Regions from separate parts of the Homo sapiens genome. Here region 1 is linked to region 2. A link is a loop called in an ENCODE intact Hi-C map of the cell type or tissue named here. Cell type or tissue: heart right ventricle. All regions are shown on one strand. Each heading gives the region's core, and the rest is flanking DNA. Links, peaks and the distances in the headings are about the cores only. Region 1 overlaps KANK1 (KN motif and ankyrin repeat domains 1). Region 2 holds the start of DOCK8-AS2 (DOCK8 antisense RNA 2).

Evidence for each region. Hi-C counts contacts between places; a loop is a spot of excess contacts. Peaks named below come from ENCODE experiments on the same cell type or tissue, not always from the same donor. Only the 100,000 strongest peaks of a DNase experiment are listed, where the experiment ranks them.
Region 1: it touches region 2 in a loop (2.1-fold over the local background); 13 of 110 quality-filtered maps call a loop at or near these places.

What each region holds. Positions count from the first base shown.
Region 1 is chr9:541,559-553,721 of GRCh38, reverse strand. All of the region lies in intron 1 of KANK1 (KN motif and ankyrin repeat domains 1), which reads right to left. Among named protein-coding and RNA genes, the nearest start is that of KANK1, 43 kb to the right of the region's middle. In heart right ventricle, for the core only: a CTCF peak has its summit at 6,612 (motif pointing right); a DNase peak (open chromatin) is centred at 6,634; H3K4me3 peaks cover 2,208 bases; H3K27ac peaks cover 4,966 bases.
Region 2 is chr9:466,051-477,922 of GRCh38, reverse strand. It overlaps DOCK8-AS2 (DOCK8 antisense RNA 2), which reads left to right and starts at 7,794. Exons shown (of 2, transcript XR_002956871.2): 1 at 7,794-8,609; 2 at 11,854-11,872. It also overlaps a transcript of KANK1 not described here and the pseudogene RPL12P25. RefSeq lists enhancers at 1-36, 7,867-8,016, 7,519-8,044, 8,577-8,676, 8,917-8,966 and a silencer at 7,707-7,756. In heart right ventricle, for the core only: no CTCF peak of the experiment used is centred there; DNase peaks (open chromatin) are centred at 7,246, 7,692 and 8,102; H3K4me3 peaks cover 1,851 bases; H3K27ac peaks cover 1,236 bases.

The DNA of each region.
Region 1 (12,163 bases), core at 2,708-10,707, 77 kb before region 2:
GAGGGTGACTAATATGAAACTGAACAATTGGCTTATATTTTTCTCATACTTCATCTCTGGAACAAAATCCTTACAACAGTTTATAAGGAAACGCTTCATTACATTGCTCACATTTACTTCATCCCCTGTGTTACACAGGTTCTTGGCATTTGAGGTGACTTCTGATAATTGCCTAAAATGAACCAGAACTACAGGGTGCGGAAGATCAAGGACCCTGAGAAGATATGAAGCTGAGGACTCAGCTTGATCACTTTCCACCTGCGTGCTCTTAGAAAACTCAGCCACTTTAAGCCTCAGTTTCCCCAAATGTTTAATAAAAATCACAGTATACCCCTCATCATAGGGAGAAAATCAAAGGTGTTTAAAGCTGATTGCCTGGCACAAAGTAGCCCTCAATGCTCCACAGTAATTTTATCATTATTAGCTAAGATAATTATTTCATTTTAAATACTTCTGAACACACTTAAGTCCCTGGAAGGTAGAGGTTGTAAACAACTAAATTGCTTTTCATTGCAACCACCTGATAAATGATTTTTTTAAATAAAGGTGACAAAATTACAATTGCATTCTTTTTGAGACAGGGTCTCGCTGTCTGTCACCCAGGCTGGAGTGCAGTAACACAATCATGGCTCACTGCAGCCTCAACCTCCTAGGCTCAAGCGATCCTGCCACCTCAGCCTCCCAAGTAGCTGGGATTACAGGTGTGTGCCACCAGGCCTGGATAATTTTCTAATTTTTTTGTAGAGAAGGGGTCTCGCTATGTTGCCCAGGCTGGTCTCAAACTCCTGGGCTCAAGCTATCCTCTTGCCTTGGCTTCCCAAAGTCCTAGGATTACAGGCGTGAGCCACTGCGGCCAGCCACAATCATGTTCATTTCTAACAAAGGATCACATGGTAGAAAAATAGCTCATTCTGCAAATAAAAGCAGTGTATGCAATACCTAACCACAAGCACCCTGATCAAGAGAAAACATTTCAAAATATTTTCTTTAAAGATCCCTAAATTGTCACAGGGAAAAAGGCCAAGGCATAGTACAGACTTGAGCAGATTAGTCAAGAATGTGATTTGATGAATTAAAGAAATTACATTTTGGCAGGGCTGAAGCAGAAGGCAGGCAAAATTCCAAGTTTCTTCTGGTTCATTCAAATGAGCAGTTCCCTTCCTTTGTGCAGCTAATAACGTCATATTAAAACATATTATATTTAAAAGGTCAAAAAGCCATGTGAAAAGAAAAAGTCACTTAAGAATCTTCTAGACATGTGCCAGGTTGACATGAACACCATTATCAAATATTGTTTAACAACTGCTGAGGAGATGAGGGTGTGCGGCCTTCATAAAAATGAGTTTGAGTCTTGGCTTGGGCAATCACCGGCTAACTGACCTTAGTTAGGCAGGTCCTTGGAACCTCCTAATTGGTCTTCTTGCTTCTACTTTCGTCTTCTTCCTGTTCATTCTCCCACAGTAATCACACAAGCAGGCCAGAGCTCCCTTTCTACCTCAGGGTGTCTGCATATGCTATTTCCGCTTTTCCCCCTCAGAGCACCCGCTGCCAATCTTCACACAGACAATTCGATCAGTCCTTCAGGTCTTAAGTCACTTCTCAAGAATGCCGTACTTGCCTAGGCTAGATTAGATCCTACTGTTACATGCTCCCTTTATTTTTGTTTTTTTGAGACAGGGTCTCACTTACCCAGGCTGGAATACAGTGGTGCGATCATAGCTCGTTGCAGCCTTGACCTTCTGAGCTCAAGTGATCCTCCCAACTCAGCCTCCTGAGTAGCTGGGACCACAGGTGCACATCAACACACCCAGCTAATTTTTGATTTTTTTTTTTTTTTGTAGAAACAAGGTCTTACTATGTTGCCCAGGGTGGTCTCCAACTCCTGGGCTCAAGCAATCCTCCTGCCTTGGCCTCTCAAAGTGCTGGGATTACAGGTGTGAGACACTGCACCTGGCCCCTTATTTTGTAACTCTTATCACCATTATAACAACACCGATGGTATCTTTTTAATGTCGTCAGTCTGCCCTACTAAACTGCAAGCTGTGTGGAGGCAAGAACCATGTCTGTTCACTGCTGTATTTCTAGCACCAAGTGGAGCGTCTGGAGCACAGGTGAGAGTAACCATTATAAACGGTCCTCACCATTGTCCCAGCCATCCAGAATAACCAGCTAACTTCACAGAGTTAAGAGGTAAACACTTTCAGATCAGTTGGGTTCACAGATGTGCAATATTGTCAGATGAAAAGTAAATTCAACATCTTCCTGGTTTCCAAAGGCAGAATCAAGAAAAACCTGAAAAACAACTGCGGACCCTCTGAATTTAAACTGACAGCTAACTTCAGATTCAAAATTTGGGAATCACGCCTATAAAACCAAGCAAACTAGTAGATTGACTCTGGTATGAAACACCATCATGGGTAACAGCCCTGCCTCCCATCTACTCAATCTGGACAAAAAGAGGGAAACAGGCAAATGTGTGTGTCTTCTGCTTGCCCTTATTCTTCATCTTTCCACTTTTATTGTAACTGCGAAAAGCCCCAGGCAACAGAGGGGGAGAGCTGCCTGAGCTTCTTATGACAATCTGGTTATACTGAGCCACACATGTTGTATTAACCATGAATTGACACCCCAACCCACATCATGTTCCTCATTCATTCCCATCCATTTTCCATCTTGGCTTTCCTCCCTGACCCATCTCTTTTTCTGCTTTCCTTTACTTTCTACCACTCAACTTCTCTCAAGATGTGAGGCACAAAGATACAGCAGAAAGAGGGCTGGATTTAAAGACTCCTGGAGCCTTTTCCTGGAGAAACTGCTAAAACATATCACAGGAAATTATTCTGGAGTCTGGGAAAAAGAAGACTTTAATAAAGTATAGACAGTTCGGAGAAAGAATGGAAAAAGAAATAGGATGAAATGAAATTGTTAGGAAGAAAAGATGCCTGGGCCTTACGCTCATAATTAACCTTGTAACTCCCACACCGCCAAACATCTACAGTGAAGAGCTTGTGTATCTTCTTAGGCTGCTGGCCACTACCTTGCACGTGAGAGAATTTAATCCAACAAAGAAGAACAAATCACTTTCTGACAATGGTGTAATGTTTTTGTTTTATTAGAGACAGGGTCTCCCTCTGTTGCTGAGGCTGGAGTGCAGTGGCGCGATAACTCATTGCGGCCTCAAACTCCTGACCTCAACCAATCCTCCCACCTCAGCTTCCCAAATTGCTGGGATTATAGCTGTGAGCCACGCCACCTGGCGTGGTGTTTTGATAAGATACCTTATCTGTTCTTGCTGTTTAGCTCAAAGAAATATACTGTTCGAGATCTGCAATCAGGCTTCATGTACGGATGCAGGGAAAAAGGAGTGGCTAGGCACTGTATTATTAAATAAGAAGGAGGTTTTTTTGGTAATAAACACCCTATAACGGCTTTCATAAAACCCAGTTAAGATTGGAGCTTTAGAATTACCAATATCCAAAACAATACTTAAAATTACAGTATCCCTGGGGGGAGGGGAGGCGGTTGGGGTGGGGGAACCTACCACAGACTGTCTGCTTATTTATCCCACCTGCAATGTGATTGCTTGCAAACAGGTAACTCGTGATTCTGAATAATTATCCTGCATCCAACCCAGTGGTGTTGCGACTGCTGACATTCCTCACGAGAAAGCAAGTCCTTGCTTTGAAAGGTGTCAGTTATGTGGAAAGGACCAAAACCCACCTCAGTGTCCCCAGTGTTAATTCTCCTTTGTATATTACCCTAGGGAACTTTCTGACCACTGCCCCCTCAACCCAGGACTTTGTGCGTGCCACCCCCCAACCTCCATTAAGGTTCATTTTACCCTCTGGAAGCTAGAGGGAAATGAAAGCAGTCCCAGGAAGAACCGGGCTTATTTCCTCCACACAGACAATAACCGCCACCTGCGTGAGGATTTACGCACCAAACCGTCCCCTCACCCCGCTTCATAGTTCCTATGTCATACAGTCACAGCCACTCATACCTCAGAGGACGAGGAGGAGAAAGGACAAAGGGGCCAGGTGGCTTGGGCAGAGGGAGGAAAAGGTGGCTTCTCTTTCACACTCCCACAATACAGCTATTGCCGGTGGAAGCCAGGCTGCTCCCCATCTCGGGCTGTGTTGAGACAGCTGTTGGAGCCAGAATAGGAAAAGGAAGGAAAAAACTGTCCTCCCTAAGGACTGCTAGTTTTTTATTTTGAAGGAAGGAAAACTGCTTAACATGAACGGGACCCCGTCTTGAAGCACTGTGGAGCTTTCATCTATCAGTTTAGTTCTATCCTGCCATGAACCAATCCTTGGCAATTCTCACTAGCAAGCTGGAGAGCCTGAACATGAACGAAGTCAGCCATAGGAGGAGGCCATTGTTGACTCTTTCCCAAAGGGCACAGTCAGTGACAGGGGTCTTCGGCAGGCACCTGGCACACAGTCACATCCACTACAGGAAGTCAGCGGGGAGACCTTACAGGAAGGTTCTGGGAGGGGGTCTTCTCTACTCTCTCAGGCGGACTGCGAGGACTGTCAAAGGAAGAGTGAGGAAGAAATAAAATCAGAGAAGGTGAAAAGCTGAAAATTCACACAGGTTTCTTTGTCCTGTTTTTCTGTGGAAGAAGTAGAAAAAAAAAAAGAAAAGAAACTTTAGAATTATTGGTGGAATTATAATGAAAAAAGGTAACCTTACATGACCATATCTATAATTTCATGCAATGATAGTTCTTTGACCAGACCATAAAATTTCTGTCATTTATATATTTGCATTTATTGTCCCCCTCTCTTATTTTATTTTTTAAAAATAAAGATAGGGTGTTACTATGCTGCCCAGGCTGGTCTCGAACTCCTGGACTCAAGCAATCCTCCCATCTCAGCCTCCCAAAGTGCTGGGATTACAGGTGTGAGCCACTGTGCCTAGCCTCTATTTTATTTTTATTACATAAACATAACGTGGTCATTATAAAACTTTAAAAATCTTGATAAAAAAATTTTAATTAAATTCAATTCCCAGAGAAACTATGCAATTAACATTTTAGTATATCCTTTCATTTTTTCTATACACACATAAAAATACACGATGGGTTAGTTGGTAGGGGTGTTTGTTTATAAAAATTTCCTATATTACAACTATTGGAATTTTTTCACAGAAGTCACAAATATCTGTTTGTGCAAACAAATGTCTGCTTTCTTTTCTTAAACATTCTTGAGAAACACCCCTGCTATTTAGCGTTAAAGTCATCCCAGAAAGCATGTGAGGGCATCTGTACGTGCTGCTGAGAGTTTAAAAGCCAAAGAAGTAAGTACCAAGTTCACGTACAACAATAAAAAGCTCAGGAACCCCCCAACTATCTCACTGACAAACCTTCAGGAAGCCCTCCTGAGTTAATACCTAAAATAACACCAAGAAAAAGCTGGGACTCTTCCCTGGCGGATCTTTTGAAGTGAGAAAAATCTTTTGTAACCACTTTTACTGAAGATGTGTAATGTGGTTTAGAATGACTGCTGATACTAAGGTTTAAGAATTATCTTACTTTCCCTTATTTATCCATAATACATATTATTTTCTCTAGAAATCCTAAGGAATTTTTTAGTACTAATGTAATAAAAGGATTTGGCCAAACCATGAAATACATGAGAAATAGTTTTCCTAACTATAGAAAACCATATGCTATCATAGTTATGAAGGAAGATTATGGATTTCATGGTATAGACAACTTAAACAGATGTTTATCAACACTTCCTGCAGTCCTAAAGAAAAAAAACATAAAAAAAAGTCAGATGATCTCAGGCTTCTTAAATTACATGATGAAAGACTGCCATAATCAGAAATAAAGTTTAACATCAACATCCTTCAGCCTAAAACTTACCACTTTTTGTCCACCACCACCTTCCTCTTTCACAGCATGGGCTAGTCCACTGCAGAAATGTGTTTTACTATTTTGTGGAGTGCCAGACCAAGCAGTTATACAGAGACACAAGAAAAGCATGCTCATACCGTTTATATAATGGTACCCACCATGCAGGAAGAGAATTCTTATCACTAGCCCTATCTTTGAAACCATGTGAAAGACAATTTAATAGAAAGAGGCCTAAAATATATCTGCATAGAGTAATTCAGAAGGGAATGTGCCCACAACCAAGGCTTGCCTATCTCAGATTCAACATGGCCAGCAGTTTATTTTAATCCGTCTCCCCATCACCATCTTTAAATTAAGACACTTCCTGTTTTTAACCCAGTCTCATTGCTTGCACACACTGTGCCAAATCTTAATACTCAAGCTCGTTTTCATTCTTGCACAGGCTTTAGATTTACACATCGTTGCGGGGTAAAATATTTCTGAAAACAGAAAAGGCAACTTTGCTCTTCAAACTTACCCAGGGCTTTCCGAGACAGTTCTGTGAATTCAAGTCCTTCCCCATTGACAAAATGTTACTGTAGACTTTCTTGTTAATTGAACCCAAGATACTGCCAGCCTGACGTTAGAGGGGCTCACAAAACTTAGCCAGCAACCTTTTGTACTGAGCAAAACACAGATTATCAAATGAGCAGCCAGCATGTCTAAGGGACTCTCGTGCTGCAATGTGAGAAGGCTGAAAAAGAACACCAACAGAGGGAGCTGCTAATTAATTCTCCTCCTCCGCATCAGCCCCAAATGTTTCAAACAACAACCGATCTGGGAACACAATTTTGACATTGTTGAGATAATGACCTGATTTGTTCCCAAAATGCTGGGAGAGCTGCTGCAACCCTATCTGGTGAGAACCATTTGTACTCTTTCCTTCCCAAAGCCAGAGTAGGCTCATTTCCAAAGACAAGGAATACTTCCTGTCTTTTTTCCAAGCCTGACAGTCAAGGGGCTAACTATGCATTAGAGCCTTATCAACATAGCACTCAAGTATGGGCTACTTTAGATTAGCCCGTACTTGGTTGCCAAAATAGAATTTCCTGACAGATACTATTAAAATACAGATGTTTTACAGTGTGCCCAGAAACAGAAATAAGGACACAAGATTGCCTTGCATTACAGAATTTACTGCTTGGGGGAGTGGGGGTGGGAGAGGGAATAGTGAAAATGGCTACATAAGAATAAACAAATGAAAACCTATAACATGATGAGTAAGAGTTCTATGGTAGAGAGGTAGGAGAGGCAAGGTGAAAACTGCCACAAGCAAATGAGACTGCAGCAAAGTATGTAAGGAGCCTGTTCTCAGGTCCACCCACCTCCAGCTATCACCCTCTCTGACCGCCTTTTCCCATGAGCCTGAAAGGGTCACAGACACCAGCGTTTCTCAGCACAACTGGTGTTTGGGGCTGGATAATTCTTTGTTGTCAGGGGTTGTCCTGGACACTGCAGAGTGTTTAGCAGCATCTCTGGCCTTTACACACTAGATGACAGTAGCACCTACCCTCTCTGATTCAGCTATAACAATCATAAATTTCTTCGGATATTGCCAAATATTCCCTGGGAGGCAACATTGCCTTCGATTGAGAAGTGCAGATATATCCTAGGCCACCACGCATGGAAGGTGTATTCTGCACACTAAACAAGTGCACCCAGCTAAGGTGGCACATAAGAGCTGAAGTCCCATGCACGGTCCACTCACCAAGCCAGGGACTGTGTCCATCCAGAAAGGCACACATTTTCTAATGTCTTCAAAGGCTCTGTACTGGCAGGGTGTGGTGGCTCACACCTGTAATCCCAGCACTTTGGAGGCCAAGGCGGGTGGATCACTTGAGGTCAGGAGTTCGAGACCAGCCTGGCCAACATAGCAAAACCCTGTCTCTACTAAAAATACAAAAAAATTAGCCGGGCATGGTGGTGCATGCCTGTAATCCCAGCTACTTGGGAGGCTGAGGCAGAAGAATCACCTGAACCCGTGAGGCAGAGGTTGCAGTGAGCCGAGATCGAGTCACTGCGCTCCATCCTGGGCGACAGAGCAGCGAGACTACATCTCAGGGAATTTAAAAAAAAAAAAAAAAAAAAAAAAAAAGGCTCTGTACAGGCCAACAGTACTGCATCTCCATATGCTGTCACGCTGCCATGAAGTCCCTGAAAGTTCTTGTTGCTAAGCCCAGCAAAATGACTCAATTCTCTTGGCTCTGCAGGAGCTAATGCTGGTAACCACTGCCTCCTTGAAAAGCACCCATGAAGATTTCCTCCACCCTTTCTGTCCATTCCTCCTCAGTCTCCTTTGCAGGTTGCTCTTCAGAGTTCTGCCCTAAGCCCTCTTCTGCTCCCCCACCTCTAACTAGGTGATCTTATCACCTCATCCGCTGCAGTTACTATCCACATGGGAAAGACTCCCAGAACTCAATTCATTCTGCTCTTTCTCTTTTCTGAACTTCAAATGCAGGGTTCAAGCTCACATTTCCCCTTCAATGATCTGTAGATGCTTGAACTCAATCTGTCCATAAATGAGCTCATCCATCTGCCCTCCCAAACCTCCCAGGCTTCCTTTCACTGAGTAGCAGCCAGATCCTCCCAGAAGTCTGGGCACTGGGCTTGATGTTTGCCTCTCCCCATTCAATCAACTCACAGAGATTCTCCTCCTCAACCGCCATACTGAGTAGCAGCCAGATCCTCCCAGAAGTCTGGGCACTGGGCTTGATGTTTGCCTCTCCCCATTCAATCAACTCACAGAGATTCTCCTCCTCAGCCGCCATTTGTCCCCTTTTTCTAGCCCCAAGGTCAGCTCAGGCTACAGTGTCTCTCACTGGGGGATTACTGCAGGTGCCTCCGTTCTCAGGCCATCCTCACATACCCAAGCTGGAGGGATTCCTCCAGCCAGCACTTCACCTACCAACTTAAAACTTGCCAGTGATTTCCCACAACTCTTGAGATAAAGTTTAAAATTTCTTAACAGTTTACCAGGCCCTTTATGACCTACCCTCCCACCCCCACCCAATAATCACACACTAAACTCTCTTTGGTTCTAAACACAGGATGCTCCCCCTCCTCTCCTCTTCCCCAAGTCTACCACTTCACCTGGCGAACTCCACCTCACCCAACAGGTTTCAGCTTCAACTACGACCTCCACCTCCCATTAATGTTCCCAGTATGAAGCGCCCATAACAGCCCGTACTTCCCCTATCAGAGCGCTTACTCTGCATATCTGTCTGGTTCCCCAGCGAAATATGTTACGTCCTCACTTTGCATCATCCATCAGCTTTGGCCTCACTTATTCCTCCACATAGTGTTTGTTGGCCGGTCCATCTATTAATTGCTCATCTCAAATTTGTTATGGCTCATCAGCAATAGTGAAGATAAGAAGTACGAAGACTACAGAATGCCCCTCTCTGCACCAGATGCGGTAGTGATGTTAAAATACATACATGACACAGAACTAGCCCTCAAATATATTAAAGTGGGGAAATGACATAAGAAGTTAACAGGGCCAGGTGCAGTGGCTCTTGCCTGTACTCCTAGCACTTCGGGAGGCCAAGTGGGGGGTGGCTTGCTTGATTCCAGGAGTTCGAGACCAGTCTGGGCAACATGGCAAAACCCTGTCTCTACAAAAAATAAAAAAATTAGCCGGGTATGGTGGTGCACACCTGTGGTCCCAGCTACTCAGGAGGCTGAGGTGGGAAGATCACTTGAGCCTAGGAGATGGAGGTTGCAGTGAGCCATGGTCATGCCACTGCACTCCAGCCTGGGCAACAGAACATTGTCTCAAAAATAAAAAATAAAATAATAAAATAAAATAAAATAAAATAGAACATGAAATGTTATATTTACTAAGCAAATAAAGATAGCGTAAGAAAATAGCCAGGTAGGTAGGAAACAAAAAACTGAGAAATTATCAGGATTAAAGAGATATGATATGGAGCCTCCTAATAGAGAAGCCCTGGATTTGGATTCAGATTTTGAAGACGGTAAGGGGCAAAACAACAGGCATAGAAATTAACTAGAGAAATGTCAAGTCTTGCAACAATCAACTACTTTTTTAAATCAATTAGAGTTATGTTTTTTCAAGTGGAAACTTTGTAAACTGCTGCTAGTTTTCCATCTGCACTGACAGCATAATGCACAATGGTCATTTTCTGGTGAAATGAGAACAAGTCATTGAGATCTGTACTGACTTCCGTAGAAGGACAAACACGCAGTAGTGTGTCTTCTGAAGCTTGCGGATTTTCAATTTTTTTTTTTTTTTTTTTTGAGACAGAGTTTCACTCTTGTTGCCCAGGCTGGAGTGCAATGGTGTGATCTTGATTCACTGCAACCTCCACTTCCTGGGTTCAAGCAATTCTCCTGCCTCAGCCTCCCGAGTAGCTGGGATAACAAGCGCCCGTTACCATGCACAGCTATTTTTTTTTGTAGTTTTAATAGACATGGGGTTTCACCATGTTGGCCAGGCTGGTCTCAAACTCCTGTCCTCAAGTGATCCGCCCACCTTGGCCTCCCAAAGTGCTGAGATTACAAGCATGAGCCACCGTGCCCGGCCTCAATGTTCTCCAAGCACATTACATTGTATAGAAAAATTAATAAATACGTTGGGTGACAAGTTAACTTATTACCTTTAAGGGCTTATTACCGTTTATCACTTTTCCTCCCACTTTTATTAAGGTTATAATTAAAAAATAAAAATTGTATATATTTACAATATACATGGTTTGATGTACATAGACCTCGTGAAATTAAATCTAGCTAATTAACATACCCACCTCGCACTTATTTGTGGTGAGAACATTTGAGAGCTAATCTCTTAGTAATTTCCAAGTATACATTAACTACAGTCACCACACTGTACAATAGATCTCCAGAACATATTTAACTTAACTGAAACTTTTTACCTTTAACCAACGCCCTCCCAAGCACCGCTCATCTCCCAGCCCCTGACAACCACCACTCCGCTCTCAGCTTCTGTGAGAGTTTGACTTTCTTGGATACCACATATAAGTGAGAAAATGCAGTATCTGTCTTTCTGTGCCTGGCTATTTCATTTATGAATAGGTTCATCTATATTGCTGCAAATGACAGGATTTCTTCTTTTGTAAGGGTGAAGAGTATTCCAGTGTACACATATACCACATTTTCTTTACCCATTCATCTACTGATGAACACTTCCACTGTCTCCATAACTTGACTATTGTGAATCATGCTGCGAGGGACACAGAAGTACAGGTATCTCTTTGATTTCAATTCCTTTGGATGTATACCCAGAAGTAGGATTGCTGGATCATATGGAAGTTCAGTTTTTATTTTCTGCAGAACTTCCATACTCATACTATTTTCCATATTGGTTGTACTAACATTCTCATCAACAGTCTAAGAGGGTCCCTTTATCTCACATTTTCCCAACACACTTGTTACCTTTTGCCTTTGATAATATCCATTCTAGTAGATGTGAGATGATACCTCACTGTGGTTTTGTATTTTTTAGTAGAGACGAGGTTTTGCCATGTGGCTAGGCCAGTCTTGAACTCCTGACCTCAAGTGATCTGCCTGCCTCGGCCTCCCAAAGTGCTGGGATTTACAGGCATGAGCCACTGCATCTGGCCACTCACTGTGGTTTTAATTTGCATTTCCCTGATTAGTGATATTGAGCACTTTTCATGTATCTGTTGGTCATCTGTATGTCTTCTATTGAGAAATTTCTATTAAGGTCCTCTGTTCATTTTTTTTTTTTGAGACGGAGTCTCGCTCTGTCGCCCAGGCTGGAGTGCAGTGGCGCGATCTCGGCTCACTGCAAGCTCCGCCTCCCGGGTTCACGCCATTCTCCTGCCTCAGCCTCCCGAGTAGCTGGGACTACAGGGGCCCGCTACCACGCCCGGCTAATTTTTTGTATTTTTAGTAGAGACGGGGTTTCACCGTGTTAGCCAGGATGGTCTCGATCTCCTGACCTCGTGATCCGCCCGCCTCGACCTCCCAAAGTGCTGGGATTACAGGCGTGAGCCACCGCGCCCGGCCTGTTCATTTTTTTAATCCGGTTATTTATTTTCTTGCTATTGAGTTGTATGGGTTCCTTGTATATTTTATATATTAACCCCTTATCAGATGTATGGTCTGCAACCATTTTATCCCATTCTACAGGCCATCTCTTCATTCTATTGTTTGTTTCCTTTTCTATGCAGAATTTTTTTTTTAGTTTAACACAATCCCATTTGTCTATGTTTGCTTCTGTGATACTTTTGAGGTCATATCCAAAACATCATTGCC
Region 2 (11,872 bases), core at 3,693-11,692:
CCAGTTTTCCACCAGGGCACCTGGCAGGTATATGACTGATCTCATTGGGGTTGAACTTGGGCAGCATGGCAGAGGTGGCTAGATGAACCCAGATGTAGTATGACTGAAGAAATGTGCACTTTGGCTTCCTCCAAGCCAAGAGGCCCATGCTGTTGGTTTTCCTTTCTGTGTTACATATTGGCATGGGCCACTTGGTGGGGGTCCCTTTTGCTGAGTTTTAAGTGAGGAGCAGAACACAGTCTTTTTCTTCTTTTGGGATTCCTTTCTTTCAATTTATCTACTACTTGTGATATCAGCCCTGAATGGAGAAGCCAAGATACATAAAACTCACTTTTCCCCTTTAATCTCTATCTTTTCTTCCCCTGACATTCCCTTGGTTTGGAAAGGAAAAACACCCCATCTTTTCTGTGCAGTAGGGACACCTCTTACATCAAAGGTCATTTCTCTCTACCAATAGCTTTAGAATTCAGGTTCATTGTTCTGACCCTTGGTATTTTAATGGAAGTGATAGGAATCTAGAAAATCCTTTTCTTTATCTCCAACCTCTGAATTTTAAAGACAGTTATTCTAGGAACTCAAATTTGGAAATCAAAAGCTAGATCTTTTTTTTTTTTTTTTCTGTTTGCATTCCTGCTGTAACAATCTCAAACCTCCCTGAGTCATAAGAATTACCTTAGGCTAACCAGGGGAAAAGTCATTCACAAAATATAAAAGAGAAAAATACATCTAAAATATATTATCCTTATTACATTCTTTCAGACTTTCCATAATGTCCGTTACTTTATCGCCTGTCACCCAAACTCCCTGTCATGCCCTGCTCAAATTGCCAACTGGGGTAATGAAAGTAACGATTGTTTATTGGCTCTTAGTATCAGACAAATGTGCTTTTAAACTTTACCATAAACTTGTAGATGTTCATATCCCCATTGAACAGATGAGAAGCGGGATCTTAGGAAAGGAGACTTGTGCAAAGTAGCAGAGCTAATTTCGGGGAGACACATAGTTTAGAAAACTCATTTGTGTCTTGTTTGCTTTTTCTCACTTTGGCTCAGAAGTCATTCATTCATTCAAATGCTGCAACTTTAAAACTTTAAAACACAGCTAGAAAAACATCCATTAAATAATATGGATGTTTAACACACTGCTCAATAAATGGCAACCAATATTATTTATTAATATTTCTACTGATGATCAGGAAGATAAATCTCTTAGTGTGCAGAGAACAGAGTCCATCATGGCCAAAATCTTGGTACAGTTTGATATTTCAACAGCTGGGCAGGAAAGACGGTAAAGTGCTTTGGGAAGACAGGAGATCCTGGGTGAGATGGAAGCAGGGGGTTTGGTTTCCCCTTTTCTTTTGGATGGGAATCCAGAACACCTGGGATTTTTTTTTTGTTTTTGAGATGGAGTCTTTTGTTCCATTGCCCAGGCTGGAGTGCAGTGGCGTGATCTCAGCCCACTGCAACCTCTGCCTCCCGGGTTCAAGCGATTCTCTTGCCTCAGCCTCGCGAGTAGCTGGGATTACAGGCATACCCCACCATGCTCGGCTAATGTTTGTATTTTTAGTAGAGACAGGGTTTCACTATGTTGACCAGGCTGGTCTTGAACTGCTGACCTCAGGTGATCCACCCGCCTCGGCCTCCCAAAGTGCTGGGATTACAGGCGTGAGCCACCACGCCCGGCCTAACACCTGGGATCTTGTTCATGTTTGGCTAATACTGTGGAGCAGGCATTTAAGGACCTTGTAGTTTAGTTTTCTAACTTTTTTTTTTTTTTTTGAGATGGAGTTTTGCTCTTGTTGCCCAGGCTGGAGTGCTGAAGCAGGTGGATCACAGTGAGGCCAGGAGTTCAAGACTAGCTTGGTCAATGTGGCGAAAACTTGTCTCTGTTAAAAATACAAAAATTAGCCGGGTGTGGTGGCAGGCACCTGTAATCCCAGCTACTCGGGAGGCTGAGGTAGGAGAATGGCTTGAACCCAGGAGGCAGAGGTTGCAGTGAGCTGAGATGGCGACGCTACACTCCAGCCTGGGCAACAGAGTGAGACTCTGTTTCAAAAATAAATAAATAAATAAATAATTTTAAAAAGGTGCTAGACTCTTAATCTCTTCAGATGGGAGCGCCTGGAAGAAAAATATCTAGCTATGTTAACAGAGATTCTTTACAGATGCAAATTTTCCCCTACAAAGGATGGCTTTGCAGGGCCATTTCAAAATATGCCAAAGAGACATGTTATGGGATAAAATATTTTGATTTTGTCATGTAATATTATGCCAGAGTCAGACTAAAAAGTCACAATATATAGGGTTAAATAAAACCCATCTGATGAGAATTTTTGGTTTGTAGGGCATAACTCCCCAGACCCCCTAGATAGGAATTTGGAAGATAAGAAAAGATCAGAGCTTAGTCCTCAAGCAGGAGTGAAAATTTATTAAAAAGCTTCAGAGCAGGAATGAAAGGAAGTAGAGTATATTTGGAAGAGGGCCGAGTGGGCACCTTGTGAGATCAAGTGCACAGTTTGACCTTTGACTTGCGGTCTTACAGGTTGGCATACTTTCGGGGTCTTGGGTTACTTCTCCCAATTCTTCCCTTGGGGTGGGCTGTCCATATGTGCAGTGGCCTGCTAGCATTTGGGAGGGGAGCATGCACAGTGTATTTGCTGGAATGGTACAGATGCTTTCTTGAGGCTTTCTTCCCTTACCAGCGTAGCATTCCTACAGGAAGGTCATTTACCAATTAAACTCCGCCACTTTGCCTCTTAGTGCACATGCTTGAGCCCACCTGCCCAATTCCTGAGATCTTATTGTGAAGCTGCTGATTGTCACTTTCAGGTTTTTCCTATCTATTTGGAGACTGCCTTTCCCTGGTGCTGGCTGCAACCAGTTATTATTTGAGAGAGACGGTGTAACAACCATGTGACCATCACCTGATGGTCACCTGACATTCCTGGTCAGGGTGGGGGGCCCTCTCCTGCACTGCACATGTCTGCCTATCTACTGTAACAAGTACACCATCAGATGATTGCTAAGGTTTCTCCCAGTGTGAGGAGTCCTGAGAAAATGGTATTCTCAGAGATACTGAAGTGTCCTCAGGGAAAGTCTAGATGGCCTAGACAGCTTGTGGTGCTCCATTGTCACCCTGCCACCAATGTCTCCCTGCCTTTTCTCATCCTCTGATCTCCCCCTGCTCAACCCCATTTCAGGGGAGGAGGGAAGAAATATAGAAAAGATAATGAGGGAAAGTGGCCATGGGTAGTGAGAGGATGATGAAGTGGTAGATAATGGGAGAGTGGAGGGAAGGCATAGAAATTACACACATATACTTTTTTAGAGAAACGACACAGGGAAAAGATAGGGGGCATCAAAGAAAGAACATTTGCCTTCTTTTGTTCATCAAATAAAATAATCGCTGACATTTATTGAGCCCTTGTCCTAGGCCTGGCACCTTGTTCAGTTTTTCACATGCATCATTTCATTTAGCCCTCATACATCTCATTTTATAGATAAGTGAGAAACATACTTATGCAATTAATCAATATGTCCAATATCACTAATTAGTAAGAGACAGGACAAGGCATTGAACTTCAGCATCTTTGACCCCTGAGCTTGTACTTATAAATACTAGTCCATATGGCTTTCCTACCAGCATTTCCTCTGAGCCAGGGAATGTCACTATTTTCCTTATGGCCAACAGCATTTAGACTCAATGTCATTGCTGACCTACAGTGATGTGTTCATCACCATGGGCAGACAGATAGGCAGGTACCTATCCATACACTCACTCACCCACTGATGACACTCAGGAAGGCTTGGTAAAGACAAGTAAAGCCAATGAATATTATAAATAGATAGTATTTCTTGTGAGGAGCCATCATGTGGGGAAAGCTTCTTCATTAACTCTGGCTGAGTCTAATGTTGAAATTAATTCTTGGCTGGCACACTGGCTCACACCTATAATCCCAGAACTTTGGGAGGCCGAGGTGGGCAGATCACAAGGTCAAGAGATCGAGACCATCCTGGCCAACATGGTGAAACCCTGTCTCTACTAAAAATACAAAAATTAGCTAGGTGTGGTGGCACATGCCTGCAGTCCCAGCTACTCAGGAGGCTGAGGCAGGAGAATCACTTGAACCATGGAGGCAGAGGTTGCAGTGAGCTGAGATTGTGCCACTGCATTCCACCCTGGTGACAGAGAGAGACTCTGTCTCAAAAAAAAAAAAAAAATTCTTGTTCTTTCTGGGTGCAAGATAGTTCCTGAACACATACCCAGATGATCACAGGTGCCTGTGGTTTGTTGGGGGATGATATACACTAAAATAAGTGGTGAATACCCATAGCTAACCATAGCAAATTTTCTCAGTATTATACCTATCAGAAAACCCAAGTAAGCCTCATTGTAGGATAACTCTAGGTGACCCTCTAGGGATTATGGTTGATGATCACAGAGCTGTGATGTCATGATGTCCCATTAGGGGTCTTTCACCTGGTTATCATTTCTCTGCCTGATACTTCAACTGCAAATTTATGAGGAAATTTAGGAAAGACTGAATCAGACCCCTATCCAATAGTCTCCAAGCTGTGTGCACTTTCCTTGGATTTTCCTCTGTTTCAATGCAGGGATATTACATGGGTTTTGGAATCAGTCAGACTCACGTTCAAATTCTGTCTCTGCTATTTACTGAGTGAGGAGCAGTGGTACGAATCCCTTGTCCTTGGAACTGCTGTATTCTCTCCTGTAGAAAGGAATTATGAAAGGTGTTGTGAGGATCAGGTGAGCTGGCACATGCAATGCACCAACACAGGGCCTGGAATATGGTGGGTGACCACTCACTGCAAACTCTTATTCTTCATGCTTCAGTTACCTATTGCTATATAAAATCTCAACCCAGGCCTTAGCGGCCCCCATGACTATACCCGTTTGTCATGAAGAGCTTTAGTGAGCTTTACTTGAATAACAACCGTTTGTTTGCTCATAGTTTTGTAATCTGAGCTGGGTTCTTCTACTGGTCTCACCTAGGGTAGTTCATGCTCTCATGCTGACCATTAGGAGGCTGAATTGGGGCCAGAAATCCAAGATAGCATCACTCATGTATCAGGAAGCCTGGCTGTCATGCCTGCACCAGCTCGGATCAAGCCTCTGCTTGGTATAGGGCTCTGTTGTCACCGCCTTAAAATTCGGAATAATTTTAAAACAAGGAAACCTGCATTTCCTTTTACACTAATCCCTGCAAATTGTGTAACCAGTCCTTGCAGCTGGATCTCTTTCTATACTAGCTCAGGGCTCCAAGGGAGTGAAAGCAAAAGCTGGCAGGCTTAAGACCAAGGCTAGAACTTGTACAGTATCACTTTGCCGCATTCTATGGGCCAAAGTAATTCACAAGGCCATGCCTGATTCAAGAGGAGGAGTGGGAAAATCTTTATGGCCTACACTTGACCTCCATTTCCTACTTTCAGCATTTGCAGCAACTGGGTCAGCAACTGGGTCCTGAGAGAGCTCTTCTGGTGCTAAGAAGCAGACACCTCCCCAAGTGACCTCACAAAAAGAGGAATATATGGCAGAGGGTTGGAAATCTCTCAGAAATGAGGCATAACCCCATCTTAGGAAAGTGGAAAGAGTTAGAAACTCAGAGTCTGAGGCTACGCCTTGCTTCTCAGTGGTGACATTGACTTCCTTGGTCAGTCATGGCTTGAGGGGAGGTCAGGGAAACTGGTCACTCAGAAGAGACAACTGCCCCTTACAGAGACTGTGGGCAGGCCAGCTCTCTATAAGAGGCTGTGAATAAGGTAGGGTGTATTCCCTGATAGAAAAGTTTTTTTATCAGCCATTTATGAAGCACCAATAATTATATGTAAGAGTGTTTTGGCGTATGGGGATGTGACTCTGGGAGAGCAGGGCTCTTTTTTGTCAGTCACATAAGGGTATATCTCTTTAATTGAAGTTGGGGTTGGGGGCAGGGGAATAATCGGAGGTTTATTCTTACTGTCCTTGTGCTCGGGGAGTCAGCCGCAGTCCCTGGTGACCGGCTCACATATCCTCATGTGGCTAGCAACACCCACCTACCATGGCAGTACAGGAGAACGCTTAACTCACTGTAATCTCCAATGCCTAAGTGCAAACGATTCTCTCGCCTCAGCCTCCGAAGTAGCTAGGACTACAAGTATGCACCACCATGCCTGGCTAATTTCTTTTACAGAGATGGAGGTCTTGCTATGTTGCCTAGGTTTCGAACCCCTGGCCTCAATCAAGCCTCCCACTTTGGCCTCCCAGAACCCTGGGATTGCAGGGGTGAGCCACCGCATCTGGCAGAGAATGCATTCTTTTACAAAAATGCCAACTCACCTCAAAGAAAAGTTGAGTGAAGAAGGATGAGAAATTGTGACTTTATCTTATTTACTTTGGTCCTGCTCCAAGGAAGATGACAGACTGAGGCCCGCATAAGGAGGGAGTCCCACATGGACTTGGGAGTGTCATCACCATCTCCTTGGGGCATGCAGAGAGCGGTCACCATCTCTTGACCTCTCTCCTCAGCATGCTCCCCACTTCCCTACTCTACTTCCTTGTGGTTTCCTTCCTTTGTGCCCTCAGTCTAGTGTCCTTACCCCTGTCCTGGAGACCCCATCTCTTTTCTCCAGTACATAGTGCCCCTCCTCGGTCCCTTCCTGCACATTCCACTCAGCTGGCACTATCGCTTTCCTTGGCCCAGCTTCGCCAGCTCTGAAAAAGCAAGGGGTGAGGTGCAGTCCATCAGATGGAAGAGATGATATAATTGATGATCAGATCCAGGGCAGGTGCCCAGCAGTAACAACTGTGGCAAATTTCTACATAAGCTAGCTGAGAAACAAGCTAATAGAATGAGCTTATTTCCCAGTGACAATGCAATCTAGTGTTCTATGACCGGCTCCTTGCAAAACAATAACCCTGGCATTATGACAAGATTCACATTAACTGTGCAGGGCCCTGTCTTGACTACCCAGGTGGCTAGCACCTACTTGGATAAGAATGTCCTGAGCTTCAAATCTCTTCCCTGATAAAAAGAGGGCTGCTGCTCTCAAGGAACTTCAGTCAAGGGGAGTGGGGGAAGACAGTCCCACACACAGACAAAAAACTAGGGGGTGAAAGGCCAATGAGTGGTGGGAAGGAAAGGGAAAGAAGCTTCCAGAAGTAAGTGCTGAATGGGAGATTAAACTTGGCTGGGGGCCACGGTGGAGCACAGGTGTAATGGAGGGTGGGGCCTCTTTCAAACCTCACTCGTGGCTGTGTGCACGCGTGTCCGTTCCCACTGGAGTGGCGGTGCTTTCTTGTGGCAGGGGATGGGTTGCTTCCCTCCGAAGTCTTCGCTAGAACTCCCTCCTCCTCCTGCTTCCTTTCACCTGTTCGTTCCAAACATACATTGAGCTGCACGTTCTGGGTTCCCTCACGAAGGAGATTTCAGGTCTATGCCCACTTGCCACGATTTTACTTTACTTGGTTCCCAGTTCTACTCCTTTCCCTGAGCTTCACAGTGTTGAGAAAAAAAGCCCTCAGCCTCCCCGAGTCCCTCAGGCCACGCACCCTCTCACTTTGCTAATTTCCAACCACTCGCTGCTGAGCAGGCTGGAGCACGCCCGCTTCGGACGCCCCGAAACACCCTCGGGCGCATGCTCAGTAACTCCCCCACGCCCCTACCCGGGCGCATGCTCAGTAACTCCCCCACGCCCCTACCTGGGCGCATGCTCAGTAACTCCCCCACGCCCCTACCCGGGCGCATGCTCAGTAACTCCCCCTACCCCGCCCGTCCCACCACTGCTGCCCTTCGCCGCCGCCCCCGGCAGTGCTCGCTCTCTCTAGGCCCCATGTAAATCGCTGTGTTTGCTGGGGAGCCCTTAGTTCAATTCTCAGGGGATTAGGGCCATTGAGATTCTTAATCAATTGCTGGGTTCCACGCGATCCTCTTTAGAAACTTTTTGCTTAATATGCATCTAGAGACATGCACGGCCCGCCTGCAGCGCTGGAGCCGATGGAGTGGAGCCTGGGAGGCTGCAGGCGACCCCCAGGCTTCTAAACAGCAACGTCAGTTTAATTATTGCAGATCCGTCACAGCTGCCAAGTCCTCTCTGTCTTCGTTGTTGTTAACGGGGAAACTTGCCGCCCGGTGGCTTTGCTTCAGGCGGAAGTCCGCGTGCTTTGATACCCTCAGGGGGCACTTACAGGCTAGGTGGACACAGGTGGGCTGCGGGACTCCGCGAATTTACCTTCCAGGGGAATGCACTGCACACATGCTGCACACAGGAGACAGGGAAGCCTGGCGAGGTTGGGTTTTCAGGCGCCACTGTATACACTCTCAGTTCCACTGATACCCTTTCTTTCTTCTACCCGCTTTCAGGCGCCACTGTATACACTCTCAGTTCCACTGATACCCTTTCTTTCTTCTACCCGCTTTCAGGCGCCACTGTATACACTCTCAGTTCCACTGATACCCTTTCTTTCTTCTACCCGCTTTCAGGCGCCACTGTATACACTCTCAGTTCCACTGATACCCTTTCTTTCTTCTACCCGGAGGCCCTGGTAGTTGGCTCTCGCCAGACAATGTAAACTGGCACTACAAGTGGAATAGACCAGACGTTTATTTTCTGGTAAGTCAGGCCTCTGTCCTGCCTGCACCTTTGGCCTGATTTTGATTAACGTTGTCAGAAGCGGATGCCATGTGTGGGGGTGCTGGCTAAACTTTCTGGAAGTGTCAATTGTAAACAGTGTTACCTTACATTTTGGGCAGCACTTTTGAGTTTCCAAAACATGTTCCCATGCATTATCTCATTGGGTTTCCTCAGTAGATTGGAAGAATGTGGAGGAACTTGCACCCTCTTTCACAGTGAAAAAAACCCTGAAGCTCAGAGCAGTATAGTATCTTCGCCAGAATTGCAGGACTAGAAAGTGAAAGAACAAGAAACCAGGTCTTCTGGTCCTTAGTCTGGAGACTTTTGGCAGTCACATATACTTTTTTATTATCTCACTAATAACTCTTGATAATCTTGTTGGATAACAGAACAGTTTGTTCATCCGTGTCGTGTTCTCTCATTGCATTAAGGAAGTGATGAGGGAGCTGATTTCTCAATTGTTTTTTAGAGCTATAATGCCTTGAAAATCATTCCCTTATCCTGGCTATCAGTAATTTGCCATCTCCTAATATGTAGTAAAAATAGTAAACGTAAAAACTAGCTGCCAAGCTAATGCCACAAACATCAAGTAGGAACTGGGTTGGATTCAGTAACATCGGTCCAGAGAGAGCACTGCTCCTCAAGATGGGTGCAACATCAAGGACTTAGGGATCAGGAATGTGCACGGCTCTCCAAATGGTTTTCAACCAAGGTGATGCTGCATTTCCTCTAGTAATTTCATAATTAAAAACTTAGTGATTATCAGAAATTTAGTTTTTGCTTTCTTTTTTGTTTGTTTTGGTTTTTGAGACAGGGTCTCACTCTGTTGCCCAGGCTGGAGTGCAGTGACACAATCATAGCTCACTGTAGCCTTGAACTCCTGGATTCATGCCTCAGCCCCCCAAGTAGCTGAGACTACAGGCAGGCACCACCATACCTAGGTAATTTTTGTATTTTTTGTAGAAACGGGGTTTTGACATGTTTGTCAGACTAGTCTCGACCTCCTGGGCTCAAGCGAACTGCCAGCCTTGGCCTCCCAAAGGGTTGGGATTACAGGCACGAGCCACTGTGCCTGGCCAGAAATTTAGTTTTTTATTTATTTATTTATTTATTTATTTATTTTTTTGAGACGGAGTCTTGCTCTTTGCCCAGGCTGGAGTGTAGTGGCGCGATCTGCGTTCACTGCAACCTCCGTCTCCCGGGTTCGCGCCATTCTCCTGCCTCAGCCTCCCGAGTAGCTGGGACTACAGGCGCCCGCCACCACGCCCGGCTAATTTTTTTATTTTTGTATTTTTAGTAGAGACGGGGTTTCACCGTGTTAGCCAGGATGGTCTTGATCTCCTGAGCTCGTGATCCGCCCGCCTCCGCCTCCCAAAGTGCTGGGATTACAGGCATGAGCCACCGTGCCTAGCAGAAATTTAGTTTTTAAATCAGGCTGTGTGAGGTTGGGTTTAAGAATATTGAAGCTTGGCTCACGCCTGTAATCCCAGCACTTTGGGAGGCAGAGGCAGGTGGATCACCTGAGGTCAGGAATTTGAGACCAGCCTGGCCAACATGGTAAAACCCCATCTCTACTAAAAATACAAAAATTAGTCAGGCGTGGTGGTGGACGCCTGTAATCCCAGCTACTCAGGAGGCTGAGGCAGGAGAATTGCTTGAACCACGGAGGTGGAGGTTGCAGTGAGCTGAGATGGTGCCACTGCACTCCAGCCTGGGCAACAGAGTGAGACTCCGTATCAAAAAGAAAAAAGAAAAAAATTACATTCAAAGCAAAACAAAAGCTTCTGGTCTTTGAAAGCATACTTGCAACCACAATTACCAATGACAACTCTAAATTTTGTTTGTTTGTTTGTTTTTAAAACGATCTATTGTCATAGAAACCACTCTTTATAGAATAGAATTATGGAATTTAAAACAATGTGTGGCATGACAAACCCAATCAGATCTGTGCAGTATATTCATGTTTAATTTTTATGAGATTCTTATGTGATAGTGACAACTGCACCCTTGACCTTGCTGAAGGAGGGGAGGCATGAAGCTAATCAGAAAATTTTCTCTAATAAGCTTTCATAGAAGAGTTTTCCAAATAAAATGAAGAGGGCTATCATGGCATATCAAGTTTCTCTAATTTTCAGGAAACAAAGATACTAATTTGCTTTACTCTTAGGGATTCTTAAAAGGCCTCTTTTCTAACTGCATATTTAGAATATATAATCAGAGGACCAACGTTCAATATCTTTTTTTGTGCCATCACTTTAAAAAGTGCAGCCATGCTCCCCACTTAACTATCTGGAGTTGAGAAATGATCTGGGAGTTGGCCCAGAAATAGTGTGAACAGCTAGAGCCAATATTGACAAATCCTTATTCTGCAACCCCACAAGTTTCTCTCCTAGGTAAGCTCATGGGGCTCTCAATCATACCCTGTCATTCTTACTTCAGACACTAGTCCCACTTCTTTGGTTATCTGTATTCTGAGTCCACAAATCAGAGGCATCCAGTTGAAAAAGCTGAAAGCTTCTAGAATGGCACTATCCAATATGGTAGCCAGTGGCCCCCTGTGGCTACTGTGCACTTAAAATGTGGCCAGTCCTAACTGCAACGTGCTGTAAGTACAAACTACACATCAGATTTTTAAAGACTTAATATGGAAATAAAAGACTGTAAAATAATTTTTTATAGTGGAAGCATATTGAAATAATATTTTATATATATTGGGTTAAATATACTAGTAAAGTTAATTTTGCTGGTTTCTTTTTATGATGCTGATTATTTTTTGAGACAGGGTCTCACTCTGTCACCCAGGCTAGAGTGCAGTGACACGATCATGGCTCACTGCAGCCTCAACCTTCTGGGCTCAAGCGATCCTCCCACCTTAGCCTCCCGAGTAGCTGGGACTACAGGCACATGCCACCACACTTGGTTAATTTTTTATATCTTTTTTGGTAGAGATGGGGTTTAGCCATGTTGCCCAGGCTGGTCTCAAACTCCTGGGCTCAAGTGATCTGCCCACCTTGGTCTTCCAAACTGCTGGTATTACATGTATGAGCCACTGCACTTGGCCTATTATTATTTTTAATATGGCTACTAGAATTTTTAAAATTATATATGTGGCTTGCATTACATTCTTATTGGCAGTGCACTTCTAGAAGCAGGCCTACTCATCATTCATTCATTTAGTGAATCAACAAATATTTATTGGGTATCTTTTGTGTGTTTGTTGCAGGGCTAGGGGTAAGAATGCA